Linked DNA regions of Homo sapiens: regions 2 and 3 are each linked to region 1. A link is a loop called in an ENCODE intact Hi-C map of the cell type or tissue named here. Cell type or tissue: OCI-LY7. All regions are shown on one strand.

Region 1 (8,000 bases):
GGGAGCACCCCAGAAGAAATGCTGGATGAACAACACGCATGACCATGTGATTTTTATTTTTATTTTTATTTTTTAGTGGTTTTGACAGCAAGAGCCAGCTCCTTCCAAGTGATAGCTAATGATCTTTCCTCTAAGTTAGGACTTCTTGGAGTCCGGGACTTCAGATTTACTTGAATTGTCAGATTTATTGTTTTGCACTCAACAAGACAATCATGAAGCATGATCCTTACCTAATATATGGTAATTAGGCCAATGGTGATATAGTATCCATTAATTTTATCTTCCATTTAATTCCTTGGATGAATAGCTCAGAAATATATACTTGGTTTTCTAATTATACAGAGAGCAGAAATAAATACTCTCTAGTCCAGTCTAATTCATATGAGACTTTCCAGTTGCTGGGGTTCTGAATGAAATTCGTCAAGTCTTCCTTGACAGTGTTCTGGTAGCATAACAGTGGGAATCCCCTTACCCCCCAAGAAAAAGAGCTCACTCATATTGGATAATTTTTATTATTTTTTTCTTCGGGATGTTTGTTTTAAGAGGGGAATACAAAGCTGTTGAAGGGCCTACATTTCACGTTGCTGGTGAGGGCTGAATAATCCTTTCCATAAAGAACATCTGTAGAACCCTCGTAGGAAAATCTGAAACTTAAATAGGTTTTGCACAAGCCAAAGAGGAAAGTGCTGCATTTGATTGTAAGTCATCATTCCCTCAACTGCTCTGCCTTCATATTTACATATAAGTCATTACTCAGAAAGAGAAAAATCTGACACAATATCGGAAACAAGTTCATGTGTTCCAGTCTGCTTCGGGTTACTCTCAACAATCTGTAAGGACTATTTCACAGCAGTAAATAGTCGCCATTATTGTAATTATGACTCCCTTAGTCTTAAAATAACAATGTTTCTTCTTTTGTAGCCCATAATTATTTCGAAGTTTAAAAATCAGATGTACATCTCTTTTGTGCCTCTGGTTTGATGGTAGGGAAGGCCTCTGACTGCTTTCAAGATAAAACAGGAACATACTTTAAGATTCTGAATATAGCTCCTTCTCACCTAAGCCCAGCTCAAGAAATATTTAGATAGATAGATAGACTATACAAATGTATTTTCAATACTTATTTATATAATATGGCTTCTCTAAAATTGCAATAGCATTTCCTTTACAGGACAGGTCTTGATTCTTCAACCTCTGAGGAAGATATCACTAATATCTTCTAATCTTTGGCGAGTTTAAAAGGAGCATATGTTCACCAAGGGCACTTGCTGATAAAAATAATAGGAAAAAAAACTCATTCCATCACCAGAGTCTTAAATCCAAACTCTATAATTTCTGTCCCCAGATATAATGTAACCATTTTTTCATAAAATATAATTACATTGTTAAAACCTTTTACTTTCTCTCTCTCTCTCTCTCTCTCTCTCTCTGTCTCTCTGTATGTGTGGATATATATTATATATCTACATTATTTTTCGTGAACCACTTAAATGTGAGTTGTAGACATGATGCCCCATTACCTCTAAATACTGGCTGGGCGTGGTGGCTCACGCCTGTAATTCCAGCACTTTGGGAGGCTGAAGTGGGCGGATCAACTGACGTCAGGAGTTTGAGACCAGCCTGGCCAACATGGCGAAACCCCATCTCTCCTAAAATATAAAAATTAGCTGAGCATGGTAGCACATGCCTGTAATCCCAGCTACTAGAGAGGCTGAGGCAGGAGAATTGCTTGAACCCAGGGGGCGGAGGTTGCAGTGAGCCAAGAGCATGCCGCTGCACTCCATCTTGGGCCACGAGCGAGACTCTGTCTCAAAAAAAAAAAAAAAAAATTTCAGTTTTTCCTCACAAGAGCATTCTCCTAACGTAACCAACAACACAGACCTCAAAATCAGGAAGTTAACATTGATATAGCATTAATGTGTAACCCACAGACCTTATTCAAATTTCAGATGTCTCAATAACATCCTTTATAGAAAAAGGAAGCAATTGCAGATCATGTATTACATTTACTTTACATGTCTCTTTGGTGTCTTTCAATCTGAACAGTTCCTCATCTTTCCTTGACTTTCATGACCTTGACATTTTTGAAGACTTATAGGCCAGTGATTTTGTAGAACATCCCTCAGTCTGGGTTCATCTGATGTTTTCTGTTTTTAGATCCAGCTTACGCATCATTGGCAGGAACATCACAATAATGCTGTGTTCTCAATGTGTCCTGTTAGATCAGGAGTCCCCAGTGCCCCAGGCCCACACAGCAAGAAGTGAGGAGCTGGCAGGTGATCATCATCACCAGAGTGCTGTCTCCTGTCAGACCAGCAGCTCGCCAGCAGCAGTAGATTCTCACAGGAGCGTGAACCCTCTTGTGTGAACTGTGCATGCGAGGAATGTAAATTGTGTCCTCCTTATGAGAATCTAATGCCTGATGATCTGACGTGGAACAGTTTTATCCTGAAACCATTCCCTCTACCCTGTCCCTGGAAAAATTGTTCCACGAAACCAGGTCCTGGGGCCAAAAATGTTGGGGACTGCTCTACTAGGTGACACATGATGTCAATTTGTCCCATTGCTGGTGATGTTAACTTTGAACATTTGGTTAGGGTGATGTCTCCACTGTGACATTACTATTTTTTCCTTTATAATGTGTTTTGTGGGCATATATTTGAAGATGATGTGAATCTTGTTTCATCAAACTTTCATCCATTAATTTTATCATCTGTTCATGATTCTTGCTTGAATCAGTTATTATCACTATAGTTGCAAAGTGGTGATTTTTCTGATTCCAGTATTCCTTTGACATTTATTAGTTGGCATTCTAAGGTAACAGAGTGTGTTCTCTTCTCCCTTTGTGTGTGTGTTTGTTTTTATGAGTCAATTTTTGTTTTTGTTGCAATTGCTTTTGGGGACCTAGTCATAAATTCTTTGCCAAGGCTGATGTCCAGAATGGTATTTCCTAGTTTTCTTCTAGGTTGTTATAGTTTTAGGTCTTAGATTTAAGTCTTTAATCCATTTTGAGTTTATTTCTGTATGTAGTAAAAGGAAGAGGTCCAGTTTCAATCTTCTGCATACGGCCAGCTACTTATCCCAGCACCACTTATTGAGTAGAGTTCTTTCCCCATTGCTTGTTTTTGTTGACTTTGTCGAGAATCATATGGCTATAGGTGGGCAACTTTGTTTCTGGGTTCTCTATTCTGTTCCATTGGTCTATGTGTCTGTTTTTGTACCAGTATGGTGCTGTTTTGGTTACTGTAGCCTTGTAGTATAGTTTGAAGTTGGATAATTTGATGCCTCCAGCTTTGTTCTTTTTACTTAGGATTGCTTTGGCTATTCAGGCTCTTTTTTTGGTTCCATATGAATTGTAAAATAGTTTTTTCTAATTCTATGAAGAATGCCAATGGTAGTTTGATAGGAATAGTATTGAATCTATAAATTGCTTTGGGCAGTGTGGCCATTTTAACAATACTGATTCTTCCTATCCATGAGCATAGAATGTTTTTCTATTTGTCTGCGTTATCTCTGATTTCTTTCAGCAGTATTTTGTAGTTCTGTAATTTGTAGAAATCTTTTATCTCGCTGATTAGCTGTATTCTTAGGTATTTTATTCTGTTTGTGGCTATTGTGAATGGGATTGTGTTCTTGATTTGGCCTTCAGCTTGGACGTTACTGGTATATAGAAATACTACTGATTTTTTTACATTAATTTATAACAGGCAGTTTTATTGTGAACAAGCCCTAAGGAAAACATCCATTATAATCTATCAATCTCATTAAAGATTTGGTCAGAGATAGACAAGTAATCTTTGCTCTGTGCAATGGCTAGGACCTAAAATAATGTAATTATAGTGAATTTGTATTATGTTATTTGACATCTATCTATCTTGTTACATTTAACCATTAACTTTAAATAGCTCCAGATTTTTCTTGTTTGTTTGACTGGAATTATTATTTCCACTGACCACAGGAGGGTGTCGGTGAGCTTAGAACAGGAGTATTTCAAATAAATACTGGAACTTCAACAACTAATGACAAATTCTTGTCATTTCACTATATTTGGAAGTTGTAATATAAAAGCATCGTCACTAGGCTAGCCAGAAATCTTGAGTCAATGTCCTTTCTATCAGAAGATCTTTTGGCTATCAAATGAAAGGCTTTTATGAAAGAATTCAGAAATTTTAGTGAGGTATTGTAGCACAGAGAAATTTCCTCTGACTAAAAATTAAGAAACCCAAATCCTCTTTCTGGTTCCATCACTAGTTGGTTTTAAGTAGTCATTTCACCTCTCTGGGCCTTAATTTCTTTTTTTTTATAAAATAAGGTAGATTGTAAGCTCATCCTTCAGGTCCTTCCACAAAAGGCAACAATGAATACAGGGTCTAAAACTAAAAGATACACATCAAAGAACTTCTCCATTGTAGTGATTCTTCTTTTAATTAACTGCTGAGTATGTGCTAGCTGCTTCTGATACATTCTCTCACATGATCATTACAACCACCATTTCAGGTGTATATATTATTGCTCCCATTCTGAGGTTGGGAGTAAGTAATTTGTCCAGGCTCACTCTGCTAACAAAGAACAAAGCTGAGATTTCAGCCTAGGTTTATCTAACTCAGAAGCCCGTGTTTGTATGCCTCTTCCCCATGTGGCTTCCCTAGGACCAAAAGATTAGTTTTAATGGAAGTTGTGCCCTTAGAGAAGAAAACAGATGTCTCTGCTTAGTAGAATTTAGACTAAATGCTTATAGGTGCCAGACAGGCAATGTGGATGGGGACACAGGCCAGGAGGGTCTCAGGTGAACAGGAAGTTGTGCCCCATATAGGAAGGCAGTCACTACCTAGCTGTTGCCATGTGAGAATCTGGCCCCAATTTGGCCTTATCCTCCCATTTTCAAGAGAAGACCAAAATCTAGATTTTTAAGTGAAATCTCATTAATTTGAAATTTTAGCAGCAAATTCAGAATGTTTCACACTGGGAGTAATGACAGTACACACATTTGTGGGATGGCAGGACCTGCTGATATCTCTTTTCTCACACCAGGGTGGAGCAGGATTGAGAAATGAAGCCCCATTCTCTTCCAGGCTTTCCTGTGTTGCTAAATTTGCTTACAAGCTCTAGAAGAGTCCCTTAGGTTCCCTAAGCAATTAAAACAGGGACTGGCAAATTGCACCACCTTTTTCTGTAGGCCCACAAACTAAGATTTTTTTGGAAAAAAAACTTTAACAGTTGGAAAAAATCAGTTGATAAAAATAATTATATTTCATGGCATATGAAAATTTTATGAAATTCAAATTTTGGTGTCCATAAAGTTTTATTGAAACACAGCTACACTCATTCATTTATGTATTGTCTGTGTCTGCTTTTGCACTACAAAGGCACAGTTGAGTAGTTGCAACAAAGACCATATGGCCTGTAAAGCCTAAAATATTTACTACGTGGCTTTTTATAGAAAAGTTTGCCAACTCCTGGTTTGGAATACAAAAGCCAAAAAGATGGGCAGTCTACCTCTGCTTTCTACACTATTATATTCTCACTCTAAGATAATTTTTTTAAATGGAATCTCCTGAAATCAGAGGGAAGGAAAGGGGGAAAATAAAGGAGATACTGTCCAAAGCAATTTACAGATACAATGCTATTCCTGTCAAACTACCAATGTCATTTTTCACAAAATTAGGAAAAGCTATTTTACAATTTGTATGGAACCAAAAGAGAGCCTCAATAGTCAAAGCAATCCTCAATCCTTTCCCCATTGCTTTTTTTTTTGTTGGCTTTGTCAAAGATCAGATGGCTGTAGGTGTGTGGCTTTGTTTCTGGCTTCTCTCACATGTTCCATTGGTCTATGTATCTGTTTTTGTACCAGTACCATGTTGTTTTGGTTTCTGTTTATATTTATTACGCATTTTATGAGTGACAAAGCAAAATCCTCTGGTTGTAAGAATGAGAAGAATGAAGCTAAAGCAGTGTCCACACACCCCTTAAATATGCCTTATCAGACCCCACACCTTCACTCACATTGGCCCCTGCCTGGAATGCCCATACACACTCCTGTGTCTCTTCCTTTAAGGCTGCATGCCAATGTCTCCCTAAGCCCTCCTTGGATGCAGCCTGTCTACCCTCAGCAAAACACATCCCTCCCTCCTCGGCATCCCTATGCCTTGATCATGCTGTGATCTCTGACTTTGACATGTGTCAGAAGGGCAAGTTCCCCCAGAGCAGAGTGTATGTCCCACTTAGGCTGGCACCCCCAGCACCCACCTAGGAGCCTGACACCTGGTCAGATTTCAATAAATTCTTGATGAATCAGTAAATCAGTAAATGGATGTACAATTAATTTGGCTATTTAAAGCTTTTACGAGGTCCCTCAGAGGGATGATAAAACTGGAGAATCCTTTGGAGTTTTCCAGGCTGAGCCTTTTGTATCTGTAAATGAGCTCACTCTTCACTAGTGACTATTGCCTAGGTTGGCAAAGAATCAAATAGGGATCAATCCCACCCTGGTTCATGTTTCTACGCTTGTTAGTTTGTGGCTATGGAATAAACACCTCTGAGCCAGGTAGCCAAAACCAAGTTTGATTCCAAGTTCTATCCAGTGATCTTAGGCTATCATTTAACCTCTCTGAAGCTCCATTTCCCCATCTGTAAAATAGAACTGACTATAGCAGCTACCTCACAGGATTGTTGTAAAACCCAAATGAGATAACATGTTCAAGCATTTTGTGAACTGTAAAGTAGTATATAAGTATACAATATTATTATTTATGATAATAAATCTGTACAATAATAGAAAGATTATAGATTTCTCCTATTATCTATTATAGATTAAAGATTATATGGTGAACTAATTTTAAAATTTATAAAGAGCTACCGAATTAACTTTAAAATTTAGAAAACTTGTTGAGTATGTATAATGACCCTTTGAAGGGGAGGGGCTAATACTAGGTTCATAACTTAACGTAAATTACAATGAACAATCCAAGGAATTAGATTATTTCCCGTCCCAGCCAGCTTTGTAAAGGCACAACACGTGTTGCAGTGATCACTTAAATTTGTACCTAACTTGTGCAAGCTACCCCTGGTGGTGGAATGCTGCCCTTCTCAGAGTGAGGCTGAATGTGGGCCTAAAGTATCCAGCATATTTTCTTCCAACTCTGAAATTCTGTGGCTTAGGTCTTGTTACTAGAAGTGAATTCTGTTTCACCATTACCAGATATTATAAAGTTAGAGGTGCATTTCAGTAGAAAAAAATAACATTCTCCCCTCACCCCCCAGCAATAAACCTTTGGAAATGAAAAAACAATCAACTTGTGATGAATACTAACAGTACTAAACAAAAATGATCAATACTCAAAATACTAATGGAAAAATCTACTCTAATCAAAATGATTCACAAAGAAACACGAAGTAAAACTACCTCACCAGAAATACAGATAATATTATTATCTGCCTGACTATAATTCATATATTATTCATCTAATACAGCAAATAAACCTATTTATTCCTTTGCATTTTACTATAGGACATATTCTTGTCATTAAATAATTACTAGTGTTCATTTTACAATTATTAAAACTAGGAGGTTTGTAAAGAGTAAAACTTTAAAGTAGGAAAAGTTAAATATTTATTTTAGCTAACTGATATCTCATAATTCCTTTTGGTTTAAAATATTAATATTCCTTTTTTGTAATCATAATGAAATCTGTTTAAAGAAATCTACTGCCCTATGTTTTTGTTGTTGTTATTGTTGTTGAGACAGAGTGTCCCCCATCACCCAGGCTGGACTGCAGTGGCGCAATCTCAGCTCACTGCAACTCCGCCTCCCGGGTTCAAGTGATTCTCGTGCCTCAGCCTCCCAAGTAGCTGGGATTACAGGCACCCCCCCACCACGCCCAGCTACTTTTTGGATTTTTAGTAGAGACGAGGTTTCACCATGTTGGCCAAGCTGGTATCGAACTCCTGGCCTCATGTGATCCACCCGCCTTGGCCTCCCAAAATGCTGGGATTACAGGCAT
Region 2 (8,000 bases), 150 kb after region 1:
GTGGGATATGATTGAACCATGGGGGCGGGTCTTTCCCATGCTGTTCTCATGAGAGTGAATGGGTCTCATGAGATCTGATGGTTTTAAAAATGGGAATTTCTCTGCACAAGCTCTCTCTTTGCTTGCTGCCATCCACATAATATGTGACTTGCTCCTCCTTGCCTTCTGCCATGATTGTGAGGCCTCCCCAGCCATGTGAAACTGTAAGTCCAATAAACCTCTTTCTTTTGTAAATTGCCCAGTCTCCCAGTCTTGGGTATGTTTTTATCAGAAGCATGAAAACAGACTAACACACACATATATATGTGTGTGTGTGTGTGTGTGTGTGTGTGTGTGTGTTCCTTTTATACATTTAGTAATCTGTTCTAAGATAACAATAAAAACTAACAGGCCAGGGCCAGGTGCAGTGGCTCAAACCTCGAATCCCAGCACATTGGGAGCTAAGATGGGAGGAGCTTGAGCTCGGGAGTTTGAGACCAGCTTGGGCAACATAGTGAGACCTCATCTTTACTAAAAATAGATATAAAAAATTAGCCAAGCTTGGTGGTGCAGACTTGTAGTCCCAGCTACTAGGAAGGCTGAGGTGGAAGGATCACTTGAGCCTGGGAGGTCAAGGATACAGTGAGCTGTGATTGCACCACTGCACTCCAGCCTGGGTGACAGAACAAGAACTTGTCTTAAAAATAAATAAGTAACAAAAATGTGTGTAAAAATGCTTATTTAAGCATTATTTACCCTTGTGAAAAATTGAAAATAACTAAATTCCTAACATTAGGGAATTGGTAACACAAATAACAGGAAAACCATCTCCGAAATAGTATCATTCCTTGAAACTAATGTTTACAAAGAGTCTTTAACAACATGAAAGAATTCTTCAGATATAATGCTATGCATTTTTTAAAAGGCAGGATAAAAGGCATTTTTTTGTAAACTCAGAAAATTTCAAATGCCAATCGTAATCATCTTTGGGTAGTAGAATTGTAGATTGTTTTCATTTTCTTTATTATTTTCTGTACTTTCCAAAATGTGTATGTATTTTTGTCATAGTCAGAACAAAAATACTATGTGTAAAAATACAGTCCTTCCTGGAAGCAGGAGAATGGGCATCATTCTTTCTAGTCTCGTGGTTCACATAGAGCCTCCATGGTCTTCATTTCAGATTGCACAAATTCCAGGCAGATCCAAAAATTCTCTCCCAAGCAGCCTCAGTTTATCTCATCAGAGCTGAACATTCTACAGTTTTGACCTAAAGATAAAATGGAAGCATTCATTTTACAACAAACTTTTCAAAGCGTAAGAACAGATTCTTATTCCAGGTTGATTAGCATTTCCTAAATCCTCTTTCTTTCTTTCTAGACTTGCTGCAGCCCTCCCCAGGATTTGGAGATGGCCTCCTGGACTTAGGAGCATCTAGATTCCAGCAGATACCCTAACCAAAGTTTGGGAAATACTTTTACTTATAAATTCAGCAAAGAGAACATTGGAGTGCGTCAAAAGGAACTTTAACTAATTTATCAGTCAGCCATAGCAACATAACATACAACCACAAAATCTCAGTGACACATCCTAACAAGCATGCATTTTGCTCATGCATCTGTTTATTGGCTGGAGGGCCATCTGATACAGGCTGAGCTTGGCTGAATAGCTCTAAGCTGCAAATTGAGATCAGATCTTATCCACACATCCCTTATTCTCCTTGGACCAGTGGGCAAGCTTGGCATGTTTTTCTCATGATGGTGGCAAAGGCCTGAAAAAATAAGCCTAACCATGCAAACACATATTAAGTCCTGCTCACATATCTGTTAACAGCCCATTGACCAAGCCAGTCACAGGGTGAGCCCAAAGCTGAGGAACAAGTAAGATCTGCCTCTAGTGGGTGGAACTGCCAAGTCACATGGGTAGAGGTGTGAACACGGGAAAGAGTGAAGAATCAGGGCCAATAAATCAATCTATCACAACCAATAAGGAAGGAAAAACAAATCAAAATGCAAACATGGAAGGTGAAAGTTAATTTACCAAGAGCAGATTCCTCAGCCAAAATCTTTTTTTTTTTTTTTAATTTCCATAGGTTATTGGGGAACAGGTAGTTTTTGGTTACACGAGTGAGTTCTTTAGTGGTGATTTGTGAGATTTTATGCATCCATCTCCCAATGCAGTATACACTGCACCTTATTTGTAGTCTTTTATCCCTCATTCCCCTTCCCATCCTTTTCCCCTGAGTCCCCAAAGTCCCATGTGTCATTCTTATGCCTTTGTATTCTCATAGCTTATCTCACACTTATGAGTGAGAACATTTTTCCATTCCTGAGTGGCTTCACTTAGAATAATAGTCTCCAATCCCATCCAGGTCACTGCAAATGCCATTAACTCATTCCTTTTTATGGCTGAGTAGTATTCCATTGTATATATATACCACAGGTTCTTTATCCACTTGTTGATTGATGGGCATTTGGGTTGGTTCCATGTTTTTGCAATTATGAATTGTGCTGCTATAAACATGTGTGCAAGTATCTTTTTCATATAATGACTTCTTTTCTTCTGGGTAGATACCCAGTAGTAAGATTGTTGGATCAAATTGTAGTTCTACTTTTAGTTCTTTAAGAAATGTCCACACTGTTTTCCATAGTGGTTCAACCAAAATCTAATGGACAGCTCCTGTTCCTAGTTACCTTCTCAACAGCTCTGTTGCAACCCAGCCCCCAGATCCCCAGAACTTCAAGCATTTCTTCTACCCATCTCCTCCAGAGGAGAGACTGCAGCCGGAGATCACCTTGATAGGTTATCAGATAATGGACATCATCCTAGGGAGAAGATGGAATCCTTGGCTTTACTCTACAGAGGAACACCAGAGGCTGGCACCTCTCCCAGCCTTCTAACCCAGTCCAGAAAGGGCCTTGATATGATTTGGCTGTGTCCCCACCCAAATCTCATCTTGAATTGTAGCTCCCATAATCCCCACGTGTCATGGGAGGGATCTGGTGGGAAGTAATTGAATCATGGGGGAGGGTTTTTCCCATGCTGTTCTCATGATAGTGAATAAGTCTCACGAGAGCTGATGGTTTTTTAAAAGGCAATTTCCCTACACATGCTCTCTTGCCTGCCACTATGTAAGGTGTGCCTTTGCTCCTCCTTTGCCTTCCGCCATGATTGTGAGGCCTCCTTAGCCATGTGAAACTGTGAGCCCATTAAACCTCTTTTTCTTTATAAATTACCTAGTCTCAGGTATTTCTTCACAGCAGTATGAAAATGGACTAATACAGGCCTCAAGGCCATCGGTCTGCCTGCACCCCTAAGCCCATTTGTAGTGATAAGGAAACAGGTCTGGAGGGTCATCTCTCCAATCTTTCCTGGAGGCAGAAGCCTCAACTACATGTTGTTAGGTTCCTTCTAAATGGGAGACTGGTGGATTCTATCATCACTGAAGGGGCCACCATTCATCTGAAACACAAAAAAGAGCATTCACTAATTGCCTTAGAATATGCTAAATACAGCCTAAAAGCAACTTACTTCTCCTCCTCTTCCTCCCCTTCCTCTTCATCCTCCTTTTCAAGCCATCTGCGAAGCAGACCTGAACCTTCAACAAAGGCCCTGAACCAAACCAGCCATACTGCTGGGGGCCCAGGGATGCACCAGAGTAATGATTTGCATTCCAACTTTATACTTGTGTCACTCATAAAAGTCAGGTGTTCCACCTGCTGAGAAACACGGGGGTTCAGAGTGCAGATCTTTGGAGTCTGATAGACCTGGAAGCCTGTCTTCCAATTTTTACTTACCAAGTGACCTTAGACAAATGGATTAACTCCTCAGGTTCCTCCTTGGTAAAATAGGGACAACAATAGTAGCTACCTCCTAGGACAGTTGCGTGGATATTGTGAGATAAAATCTCAAAGTGCTTAGGACAGTGCCTGCCACATCGTAATGCTCAATAAAGTTTGGCTATAATGATGAGGGGCCGTGGCAGGAGGATTGCTTGAGTCCAAGAGTTCGAGGCTGCAATGAGTTATGATTGCACCACTGCAATCCAGCCTGGGTGACACAGCGAGACCCTGTCTCTAAAAAAAAATGATAAAAGAATAATAATAGTAACGACAACTTGATGGGAAAACTATTATCTCCAAGCTGGAAGATACCCAATCCTTGTGAACTCTAAGGAGCAGGCACCCTGCATCACACGTCTCATGTCTACAGAATTTAAAACGCTTAAAAGACTGGACTCACCTTGAAGATGGAAGGACGGTGTTTGGGTCAGTTTGGAGTTATCCACTCCAGGGTACTCAAACGTTATAATAAAGATTTTTGTGGTCTGAGCAGGAATATGCAAAATCGCAGGTGTTGGTGGCCCGTGAACTTAAATGCGAAACCACAATCACCTAGCGATAAGCCAGGAACACCTGTTGGTATCTGTTAGATGCCACCACGTGGTGCAAAGCAGCTCTTTCCTTCTGCATCCTTGGTTGAATCAACTTAAAATCTTTCATGCAACTGAATAAGATGCTAGTTGCCATCACAACTCCACCTTAAATTGTGCCTTCTTTTGGTACATTCAATGTGTTTCCAATATATTTCCAAAGCCCCTTGGTTGCATTTGATAAGGATGTGTTGACTGTTTATACTGTGGCAGATGTTTTGGGCATGTAAAAGACAGAAAGAAAGAATGAAAATAGGCATTTTTTGAGTTCCTGCTAGGATAAACAACCTTATGGTTATTTATAACGCCCTTGCTCTACTTTGTTTAAGGGTGGATTCAGAGAAAGTTAATTTGTGTAACTAGGATTAAGGGGGTAAAATGGAAATACTGATGCTTTGTATATGAAAAAAGGAGGGAGAGACCCAAAAGAGGGGGTCCCACACTGGGCAGAGGCAACTTCCTGAAGAGGCATGAGGCCGAGATGAACAGGTGGGACCAGGGAAGGGGAGGGGAGGAGGGAATAAAGAGGAGGCAAAGAGGCTGTGAGGAGAGAATTTGAGCAGAGCAGAGCCAATTAAGGTGAGAGTGGGGACGCTGTGCTCTCGAGTGAGATGTAACCCCCTCCCGTGTCTCCACCTGGGATCTTCTTTTCCTGCTCAGCAAGTTGAACATGCGCAATGTGCAGAGATGAGCTTCAAGGAGAGAACAGCAGGCCTGGGGCACAGGCCATGTTTTCATTTACCTAGAGCTCTGCTATCACAGGGTTTGAGAGCTCATTTCCAAAACTCTGGTGTAGAAAATATGTCTCGGCCTGCAGACAGTTACATGAGTAAATTGTATATGTTTAGGTGAGGAGACTTGGGAACTGGTGGGAGGGGGTCATTACTATAAAAGGCAGAAACCCCATTTCTCTCCCCTTCCCAAAAATCCATGCTTCCTCTCGTTTGACTGGATCTGCTGAGGGTACCTTGAGAATTTTTTTTTTGAGACAGGGTGTCACTGTGTTGCCCAGGCTGGAGTACAGTGATGCCATCATGGCTCACTGCAGCCTCGACCTCCTGAGTTCAAGGAATTCTCTCATCTCAGCCTTCCCAGTAGCTGGGCTACAGATGTGCACTACCACATCTGGCTAATGTTTGTATTTTTGTATTTTCTGGTAGAGACAGGGTTTTGCCATGTTGCTCAGGCCAGTCTTGAACTCCTGAGCTCAAGCAATCTGCCAGCCTCGACCTCCCAAAGTGCTGGGATTAGAGACGTGAGCCACCGCACCGGGCTTGGGAATATTTTTGACAGGTGGAAAATTTTTCAGGGTTGACTTAGCAGACCCTCACACAAAAGGCACCAAAGCAGGAAGCAAGTAAAAGTTCACATCCTCTTTTCTGCTCCAGAAAAGATGAACTATGTCTGACTACCTGATGGAAAAATCCTTTCATTTTTAATTGTATGAGGGAAACACTAACTGCCTTCAGAAAGGAACTCAACACTTCAGTGGCCCAAGACAATAGGAGTTGGATCCTCATCCTCCATCAGCCTGATGTGGTGCTCCTGGTGAGCATATGGGTGGCTTCCATGTGGTGATTCAGGCACTCAGGCTCCTGCCATCCTGCAGACCTGCCATTCCTAGTGCCTCAAAGTCCCCTGCACCCAAACTGCAGAATAGAAGAGAGAGTATGGCAAAAACCCACCCACTTCTTAAAAGCCCAATCCCAGAAGTGACACACATCTCTCTACTTCCATCCCACTAACAAGAATTCATGACGTGGTCACATCCAGATAGAAAGAAGGCTGGAAAATAGAAACCTTATTCCTGTTGGGATAGCAACAATTCCACACTGTGGAAAGGGAAGCTTAAATTTTTGGTAAACAGTTGGGTGCATAACATGTATGCCTGTTAATACATACTTTTATTTCTTTTTACCTATTTCACTTCTCTCCAACAAGAGTTCCACAAGAGCAGGGATTTTGTTTTGTTCACTGGAGAATTCCCTGTTAGTGGTGATGCCTGAACTGAGCTTTGAAGGAGTTATCCAGGTGCAGAGGCTGGAGAGAGGCAGGCCATGCAGAGGGGGTGGATGGCAGGAAGTGTCGGGTGTGGTATGTTCTGAGTGTTGCAGTCATCTGCTCTGGCAAGACAGGAGTGGAGTCTGGGCCAGGGCGTGGCAGGCTCTGAATGGGCAGGGCCCTGGCCTCACAGTAAGGCGTTGAAATGGATCCTTAAACACCATAAGATACCCAGAAACTCCACTCCTAGTTAGTTACACAAAACAAACGAAAACGTAGGCCCCCACAAAAACCTGTACACAAGTGTTCATGGCAGAACTATTCATAATCACCAAAAAGCAGAAACAACCAAAATGTTCATCAGCTGATGAATGGATAAACAAAATGTGGCATAGCAACACCATCAAATGCCAATTAGCCATGAAAAGGAATAAAATACGGATACATGTTATAGCCCAGACCAGCCTTGAAAACATTGTGCTAAATGAAAGAAACCAGACACAAAAGACTGCATATTGTGTGATTCCACTAATATAAAATATGCAGAATAAGCAAACCCGTAGAGGGAGAAGTAGATTCGTGGTTGTCTGGGGCTGGGGGGAAGGCAGATTGGGGAGTGAGTGCTAATGGATGAAGGGTTTCTTTTTTGACGTGGTGAAAACGTGGAGTTAGCTAGTGATGACGATTATACAACCAAGTGACTACACTAAAGACAACAGAATTGTATACTTTTCTTTTTGAGACAGGGTCTCTCTCTCTCTGTCACCCAGGCTGGAGTACAGTGGTGTGATCTCAGCTTACAATGGCCTAGACTCCCAAGTTCATGCCATCCTCCCACCTCAGCCACCTGAGTAGCTGGGACTACATGCGTGCATGACCACGCCCGGCTAACTTTTGTATTTTTTGTAGAGACGGGGTTTCCCCATGTTGCCAAGGCTGGTCTCGAATTCCTGGACTCACGCAATCCACCCACCTAGGCTTCCCAAAGTGCTGGGATTACAGGCGTGAGCCACCATACCCGGCCTGAATTGTACTTTTCAAGAGTGGACTCTGTGATATTTGAATTATATATTAATGAAGATATTCAGTGAAGCTGTTGTTTTAAAATCTATCTTTAAGCCCATGGGAAAGCATGGAATGGTTTTAAGCAGGTGATGGTGAGGCCATCAGGTGTCACACTGGTGGTGATGTCATCAGCGGATTCAGCAGTGAGAAGAACAGAGACTGGTGACCCAGGTGAGACTTAACCCGGAGCTGAGCTAAGGCAGGGGTGGCTGGGATGGAGAGAACACGTGGACTTGAGACAGGACAGGAAGGTGGAAGCAAGGGGAGATGGTGATGGACTTGGTGACAGCTCCACATTTTTACCAATGGGGCTGAGCTGGGCTAGTGAGTAGCTGGGGGAGGGGAAATCTCCTAGAGTTAATGCTGGGTCAAAGGTGGAAAAAACAGAGAAGGCACAGAACCAGCTTGGCCGCTCTCCCTGTAAAACCCCATCTACCAAGCTGGCCAAGCAAAACCTGCATAGGACATAAGAAGTGCCAGGCCTGCTTCCTGTCCAATTGTGTGCAGCTGAGGAGTCGCTGGGTCA
Region 3 (8,000 bases), 270 kb after region 1:
GAGGCTGCAGTGAGCCGCGATCGTGCCGCTGCACTCTGGCCTGGGCTACAGGAGTGAGATCCTGTCTAAAAAAGAAAGAAAGAAAGAAAAATTATGAAATGTTACCTAAAGCCATTGAATTTTTATCTTTATCTTTTTATATACACATTCACAATTTTTTTTTAGAGATGGAGGTCTTGCTATGTTGCCCATGCTGGCCTTGAACTCTTGAGATCAAGGCTTCCTCCCACCTCAGTTTCCTGAATAGCTGGGACTACAGGTACACACCACCGCACCCAGCTTAAACATTCATGATTTTTCATATGCTTTTTGAGGTTTAGTCTGGCTCTTTGGTCTTTGGTTCAGGAAACACTGTCAGGGGCCTTTGGGGCTGTGGGAGGACCCATCTGGAGCCTCTGATTGCAACATCCAGCCCATAAACAAATTGCTTTTAAGATGCAATTGCCTCCTTGGGCTCAGAAGGTTCTAACCAGCTACCTTTCAAATAAATAAATAAATAAAAATTTTAAAAAAGAGGCTCAAATCCTTACTAAACTAAGGATAACAGCTCCTAAGTACAGAATGCTGCCAGATGGACTACAATCAGACCAAATTCTAACTGCATCACCCAGGAGACACAGTGGATAAATGACTTGCCCAAAGTTATCCAACTTGAAGGGCAGCACCAAACCCATCTTACTCCAAAACCTGTGTTCTTTCCTCCATGCCCTAGTCTCAGATCATGTGCTGGGAAGAGATTCAAGAACTAGGAAGATGCTGCTTTCAAATACAGCAGTGAATGGTCTCCCTTGATCCTCCTGCTACTAACCCCCAACCCAACACAGCCTCTTCACCCTCTGCAAGCTCTTCATCTCCTATCTTGTCACCTCCCAGAGAAGAGAGTCTCAGTCCCAGCTGCACATTAGAACCCCGGAGGAGCTTTTAAAAACAAACTACACCCAGGTCCCACCCTGGTCAGATCAATTGAATCAGAATATCTGGAGGGAGAGTCCTGAGCATGATGTATATTTTTTAACTCACTTCAAGAGATTAGAATGTGCAGCCAGCATGGAGAATCACTGTCCCAGAGCCAAACACTGGTTCTCTGCCAGGGCCACACTGGTTTTTAAAAGAAATGTCATTGCCCAGCTTCTATCCCAGGCCAAGTAAATCCAAACCTCTGATCATCATCTTTTAGAGTATTTCTCTCTACAGTTTAATGTAGGGTGTTGGTAGAATTGCTAGACTTTGTAAACCTGTTTTCTTTAGTTGGCTTATGGAATATAGTTAGACCATTACTACACACTGATAATTAAGAAAAAAAATAATCTCTGTGAAGGGCCCGGTTATGGGTTTCTTAAACTCCCGGAGATGTTCTCACAGCGTTCAGTTTCCTTCTGGGTATTAGAGCACTAGAGGCCTCAGAGGTCCCAGGAGAGGGGCTAGCCACAGAGTTCCTATTGTCTAAAAAAATAATAATAACTCAAGGCACAATGGAAATCCACCTTGATCTGTAGAATCCATTAGGATCCCAAGTCCTTGTAGGATGCCAGAGCCCTGGCAAGGTGAGGTGGAGATACAAAAAGAATAATAACAATGATGATGGCAATTGAAGTGCTTTACATACGTTTAGTCCTCACTGCAGTCCTATGAAGAAGGTATACCAGTGCCCTATTTTGTAGATAAGGAAACTGAGGCATAGAGATGTTAGAGGCGTTTGAACCAGAGTGACTCTATCTTGAGCAGGGGCTGGGTAAAATAAAGCTGAGACCTGCTGGGCTGCATTCCCAGCCAGTTTGGCATTCTGAGTGACAGGATGAGATTGGAGGTTGGCACAAGGTACAAGTCATAAAGACCTTGCTGATAAAACAGGTTGCAGTAAAGAAACCAGCTAAGACCCACCAAAACTAAGATGGTGACGAGACTGACCTCTGGTCATCCTCACTGCTACACTCCCACCAGCACCATGACAATTTACAAATGCCATGGCAACATCAGGAAGTTACCCTATATAGTCTGAAAAGGGGAGGCATGAATAATTCACCCCTTGTTTAGCATATAATCAAGAAATAACTATAAAAATGGGCAACCAGGAGCTCTCAGGGCTGCTCTATCTATGGAGTAGCCATTCCCTATTTCTTTACTTTCTTAATAAACTTGCTTTCACTTTACTCTGTGGACTTTCCTCAAATTCTTTCTTGTGGAAGATCCAAGAACCCTCTCTTGGGGTCTGGATCCGGAACCCTTTCCAGTAACAGAGAGATTCACTAACATGCCAAAGATAACACCTCTGTTAAGTGGCAGAAAAGGAATCCAAAGCCAGGCAGTGTCGCTCACCCTGGCTCAAGGAGCTTACAGTCCAGTCACAGTGATAAGACATGAATCCAGATAACGCCCCAGCAAGTTAGTGTGCCAGAAATGAGGTATATAAGTGCTGTAAGGTAGCTCAACACATATGTGAAGCAGATTAACTCCATCAGAGGCAGCAGACCAGCCTTAAAGGTTTAATGCAGTGGTCCTCAATCTCTGCTCCTGGAGGGTCTGGGAAGGTTTTCAGCTAGATACAAACGTTTGCCAATGAAATGGAATAATGGCAGCCTTACTCTATTGGTGGGAAATAAGCAACTAATGATGTTTTTTTCCATTTCAACTTTTTCTGCCGCAAAATATTCCTGAAGCTTTTATTCCTGCTACAATGTATGTGCTCATAAATGAGGGGAGAAAAAAGTACAAATTAATATTACTGGAAGTCACCAACAGACAATCTTGCTTAGTTCTCTTATTTTGTTTGTTGTCAATGGTTGCCATTTCACATTATGTAGATAAGGTAGTTATCATTTTTTCTTTTTTAAAAAAATTCTTTTTTATTTCCCTGTTTGGAAAATACAGTTATCATTTCTGCTAACAAAATGACTCCTCTTGTAAGTAGAGATAAACAGATCAGAATCTTATGATGCTCTCAAAGTATACTCTGACTCCAGGTGCCTCTCCCCAACTCAGGTGAGACCCTCACCAAAGTGGTACAACATGCTCCTAATTAAACCTCTCCCCCAGCTGTGATGATGGAGGAAGATAAGAGTGGCTAAGAACTCACCGAATGAGTTACTCAGCTATCCTGGCAAACTGGCGGATGATCATCACTTTTGGGAGAGGCTGGGTCAGGTTCACATGACTCTCAGATCCCCCAGCGACTGAAGCTGAGGATGGGCAGTTGTGCTGAGACACATTCCTCAGAACCTGCAGACAGATAGATGCCTTGCAGCAAAGCCAAGAGGTAGACCTGGGGATGCAAGGGGGAACTCAGAACCCCCATGTGCAGGATAACTGTTGGAAGCTAAATTCGCATGTACAGGGTTGCCATATTCTTCTATGTGGAACAAGTCACACTGCTGCATTAAAAAGCTTGGTTCACTTTTGTCCCATATTCAAAACTCCCATTGTCTAAACACAGCAGCCCAGGATGAGGGCTGAGTTGACTAAACGGTGCACAGAACCATGATTGGTCATCCTACTCCTTCAATTAGGAGATGGCTGCTCAGGCATAACTCTTGGAGATTGTGATTTTGTGAAATATAAATAGTCGTTCTTTGTTCCGTTTCCTGGCACACAGTTCCCAAAACTCTTGAAATCTCTAAAGTGTTGTGTCAATGTCTTCTTTATGCTAATGAGACATCTGGTGGGCGGGGAACGCTGGTTACCAGCCACATGATTAGAGGGGTGGAACTTTCAGCCAGCCTCCACCTCCAGGGATCTGGGAGGACTGAAGGTTGAGTTAATCACTAATGCCAAGGATGTGATCAATCATGCCTAGTAAAGAAGCCTCCATAAAAACCTAAAATGACAGGGTTTGGAGAGCTCTCAGGTTGCTGAACACTTGGAAGTGTTGAGCGAGGCACCCGGAGATGACAGGGAAACTCATGCCCCTTCCCACACAATTCACTCTGTGCATCTCTTCATCTGTGTCTTTTGTAATATCCTTTATGATAAATGGGAAATATAACTATTTCCCTGAGTTCTGTAAGCCATTCAAGCAAATGATGGAACCCAAAGAAGGAGTCATGGGAAGCCGTGATTTATAGCTGGTCGGTCAGAAGGAGCAGAGGCCTGGACTTGCGATCTGCATCTGAAGAGGGGATGGTCTTGTGGGACTGAGCCCTTCACCTGCGGGGTCGGATGCTGACTTCAGGTAAACAGTGTCAGGATTCAGTTGAATTGTAGGACACTCAGCTGGTGTTGGAGAATTGGTTCATGTGTGGAAAAGAGCTGCACATCTGGTCACAGGATTGTTCTGTCTTGAGGGCTCAGTGAACTGTGGCAGGGTGGGGACTTGTGGGGTAATCAAAATGGGTCTGACACAGTCTTTGACTCTCAGAGCCTTCTGGTTTGTGGGCCCAGAATCATGGGATGCTGTTACCTAGATAACCCTCCTCACGCTACAGGCGAGGAATAAGGGGCCAGGGAGGGTGTGACTTGCCTGCGACCAGTCCCCATTCTTTCCGCTCTTGTATCAGGGCCCTCTCCCACACAAAACTGCACTCAGACACATTGGCCAGGTCATGGGCTTTACACATAGCAAAGGCTGTATCTGGGATTTTTAACCTCTGCAGAAGGCAATGATCAGGATGTATTGGATCAGAAATCTATATATTATACAAGGAGGAAATACAGACACTTCCAACACACAGCAACAATCTCATTTCCCTGAGACAATTAAAACAACAACTCTGGTCAACATACGGTCCTTCTTTTCATTCTCAAGGAATCAGAAAAGTAAAATTTGAGTTGGAAAGCTTGCCCTCCAGTGGAGAAATAATGAACTAACCACGCACTTCAAAGTTTCAGAAAAACAATTACCATATGCTAACCAAGTGTTAACTGGAAAATAAAAAAAGTATAAATAAAAGCCTAGGAAAGAATATGAGTACCTGCTGTGAGCTTAGCCTGGACCCTGCCTTTAGAGAACCTCTTTTTGAGAACATGATGGCTGCCTGTGACCCCCGCCACGGCCGATACCTCACCGTGGCTGCTGTCTTCCATGGTCGGATATCCATGAAGGAGGTCGATGAGCAGATGCTTAACGTGCAGAACAAGAACAGCAGCTACTTTGTGGAATGGATCCCCAACAACGTCAAGACAGCTGTCTGTGACATCCCACCTCGTGGCCTCAAGATGGCAGTCACCTTCATTGGCAATAGCTCGGCCATCCAGGAGCTCTTCAAGCGCATCTTGGAGCAGTTCACTGCCATGTTCGGCAGGAAGGCCTTCCTCCACTGGTACACAGGCGAGGGCATGGACTAGATGGAGTTCACCGAGGCTGAGAGCAACGTGAACGACCTCGTCTCTGAGTATCAGAGTACCAGGATGCCACCGCAGAAGAGGAGGAGGATTTTGTTGAGGAGGCCGAAGACGAGGCCTATGACAGAGCCCCCATCACCTCAGGCTTTTCAGTTCCCTTAGCCATCTTACTCAACTGCCCCTTTCCTCTCCCTCAGAATTTGTGTTTGCTGCCTCTATCTTGTTTTTTGTTTTTTCTTCTGGGGAGGTCTAGAACAGTGCCTGGCACATAGTAGGCACTCAATAAATACTTGTTTGTTGAATGTCTCCTCTCTCTTTCCACTCTGGGAAACCTAGGTTTCTGCCATTCTGGGTGACCCTGTATTTCCTTCTGGTGCCCATTCCTTCCATCTGTCCAGTTAATATTTCTCTCTTAAAAATCTCCAAGAAGCTGGGTCTCATCCAGATGCCATTTAGAACCAACCAGGTGCTGAAAACCCATGTAGATAATGGCCACCATCCTAAGCCCAAAGTAGAAGATGGTAGAAGGCAGTGGGTAGAAGTCACTATATAAGGAAGGGGATGGGATTTTCCATTCTAAAAGTTTTGGAGAGGGAAATCCAGGCTATTAAAGTCACTAATTTCTAAGTATGTCCATTTCCCATCTCAGCTTCAAGAGAGGTGTCAGCAGTATTATCTCCACTTTCAATCTCCCTCTAAGCTCTACTCTTTGGAGGTGTCTGTCCCACTCTGTCAAGTGGAATCCTTTCCTTTCCAACTCTACCTCCCTCACTCGAGCTCCTTTCCCCTGATCAGAGAAAGGGATCAAGGAGTGGGGGAAAGAGTCCAGCCTTGGTCCCTAAGCCTCCAGAAATGTCCTCTTAATCCCCACTTTTTCTTACCCCCTAAAAAGAAGGAACATCCCTGACTGTGGAATGGTGTATACTGCCACATCAGTGTTTGAGTCAATCCTCAGAGGAGAGGGGAACCCTCCTCCATCTTTTTCACAACATCTCATTTCTTCCTTTTGCTGTTGCTTCCCCCCCCCCACACACTTGGTTTTGTTCTATCCTACATTTGAGATTTCTATTTTGTGTTGAACTTGCTGCTTTTTTTCATACTGAAAAGATGACATCGCCCCAAGAGCCAAAAATAAATGGGAATTGAAAAAAAAAAAAAAGAGAACCTCTTGTCGAGGAAACAAGACTTTAAACACACACAAGGCCAGGAAAATGAGTAAGACACGGCATGATTACTGAGCATCTGACAGAGAGGAAGGAACACTCAATTCAAAATTAGAAGGAGTGGGTTTGGATCCTGCTTTGTACTAAGAAACTGTGGCCCTGAGAGAAGCTTACATCCTATCAGCTGACTGTCATGGAAAATGGGGATGATAATATGACCTCTTTCACAGGGCAGTGGTGAAGGCAAATCAGAGATCAGAGAAAATACTTAGTGACTGTGAGTGTTCATCAATGACATTTATGAATATTTATTTTGCGCTGAGCTCTGTGATTTATACTCAAGACAGACATGGTTGGAGACCTTACAGAACTTACAATCAAGCTAAATAAGTGGTCATCACAGGGCACCCAAATAGCAGGCAACTGCTAGCCCACATATGTCCTTGCAAGATTTGAAAACAAACTGCAAAACGATGCCCTTTCTGAACATGCTTAAAATGCTCATGGAAAGAAACCAGTAGAGAGGCAGAGACAAATGGTACAGGATGTGATCAAGCCAAGTAAGTACCCTAAGACCTGAGGGAAAGAAATTCAGAACACAGGGAAAATTACCCTTTTGGGGAAGAAAAATGTGACAAGATGAAAGGAGGAAAAAATTCTGCAATCAGAAATAAGTTTATAGATTTAGTACAGGGAAGATTAAGAATTTGTATCTGATGGCTTCTATTTTTTGTTTAAATGGGAAGTGAGGTTATAATTTCCTTATCAATTACCCAGTCTGTGGTATTCCATTACAGCAACAGAAAACAGACTAAAACAGATGGAGATGAAAAGTATTGATACCAGGGAGATCAAGAAACTGAGAGGCCAGAGTGTTGAGTGGGTGCACCAAATAGATGCTGAAACCACCTGGAATTTCAGCACGATTGGAGAGAAGGGAAAGTCTGTGAGTCAGAGAAGTGTATAAATGACAGCAACAAAGAGATGTCAAGAGTACAGCCCAATAGCATTATCCTCAAAGGAGCATGGATTTGTTTGTACAATGTTGGAAGAGTGATGGGCTAGAAATGGTGGAGAGTGAAATGCTCTGAATGCTCTTTCCAGGGAGATGGTGAGAGAATAAACAGTCTCCACTTGAAAGGGCTGCATAATGGATAGAGATCCGTTACGATTTTCAGTTAAAATTAAAAGATAAGCGGAAATGGTGAAGGCAGAGAAAGAAGATGTATGGAACTGTGAAAACGTAGATTTAGTACAAGGAAGATTAAGAATTTGCATCTGGCAAAGCCATGCAGTTGAATATTTTTAGAGGGTAAATTGCAAAGAACACAAGGAAAGAGTATAGAGAGGGGCTGACCTAAGGAAGAGAAAACAACAGATGGGGATGAGAGGATGGGAGAGGAAAGAGAACCAGAGAGCGCTTACGCCTTGAGTGGAACTCAGAGATGGTCACAGGTCTGCCAGAAGTATGAGTCCCTACAGATCCCTGGTGGATTAGGAGTAGGGGGTGGAGGATAAGGGATAGGGGAGTAGTCCTGAATAAGCTACAGGGTAGGTTGATCA

The links. Hi-C counts contacts between places; a loop is a spot of excess contacts. Peaks named below come from ENCODE experiments on the same cell type or tissue, not always from the same donor. Only the 100,000 strongest peaks of a DNase experiment are listed, where the experiment ranks them.
Region 2: a loop joins it to region 1, with 8 times the contacts of the local background. A loop is called at or near these places in 7 of 110 quality-filtered maps.
Region 3: a loop joins it to region 1, with 15 times the contacts of the local background. A loop is called at or near these places in 23 of 110 quality-filtered maps.

What each region holds. Positions count from the first base shown.
Region 1 is chr13:41,648,920-41,656,919 of GRCh38, reverse strand. The region is part of intron 37 of VWA8 (von Willebrand factor A domain containing 8); the gene reads left to right. Among named protein-coding and RNA genes, the nearest start is that of MIR5006, 85 kb to the right of the region's middle. In OCI-LY7, CTCF peaks have their summits at 3,748, 3,961, 6,879 and 7,080 (motif pointing left); DNase peaks (open chromatin) are centred at 2,269, 3,979, 4,809, 7,069 and 1 weaker place; H3K4me3 peaks cover 718 bases; H3K27ac peaks cover 2,946 bases.
Region 2 is chr13:41,499,236-41,507,235 of GRCh38, reverse strand. No RefSeq gene overlaps it. Among named protein-coding and RNA genes, the nearest start is that of RGCC, 46 kb to the right of the region's middle. In OCI-LY7, a CTCF peak has its summit at 4,412; DNase peaks (open chromatin) are centred at 3,645, 4,375, 4,965, 6,525 and 1 weaker place; H3K4me3 peaks cover 4,375 bases; H3K27ac peaks cover 5,930 bases.
Region 3 is chr13:41,382,107-41,390,106 of GRCh38, reverse strand. It overlaps the pseudogene TUBBP2. Among named protein-coding and RNA genes, the nearest start is that of RGCC, 71 kb to the left of the region's middle. In OCI-LY7, a CTCF peak has its summit at 4,787 (motif pointing left); a DNase peak (open chromatin) is centred at 4,786.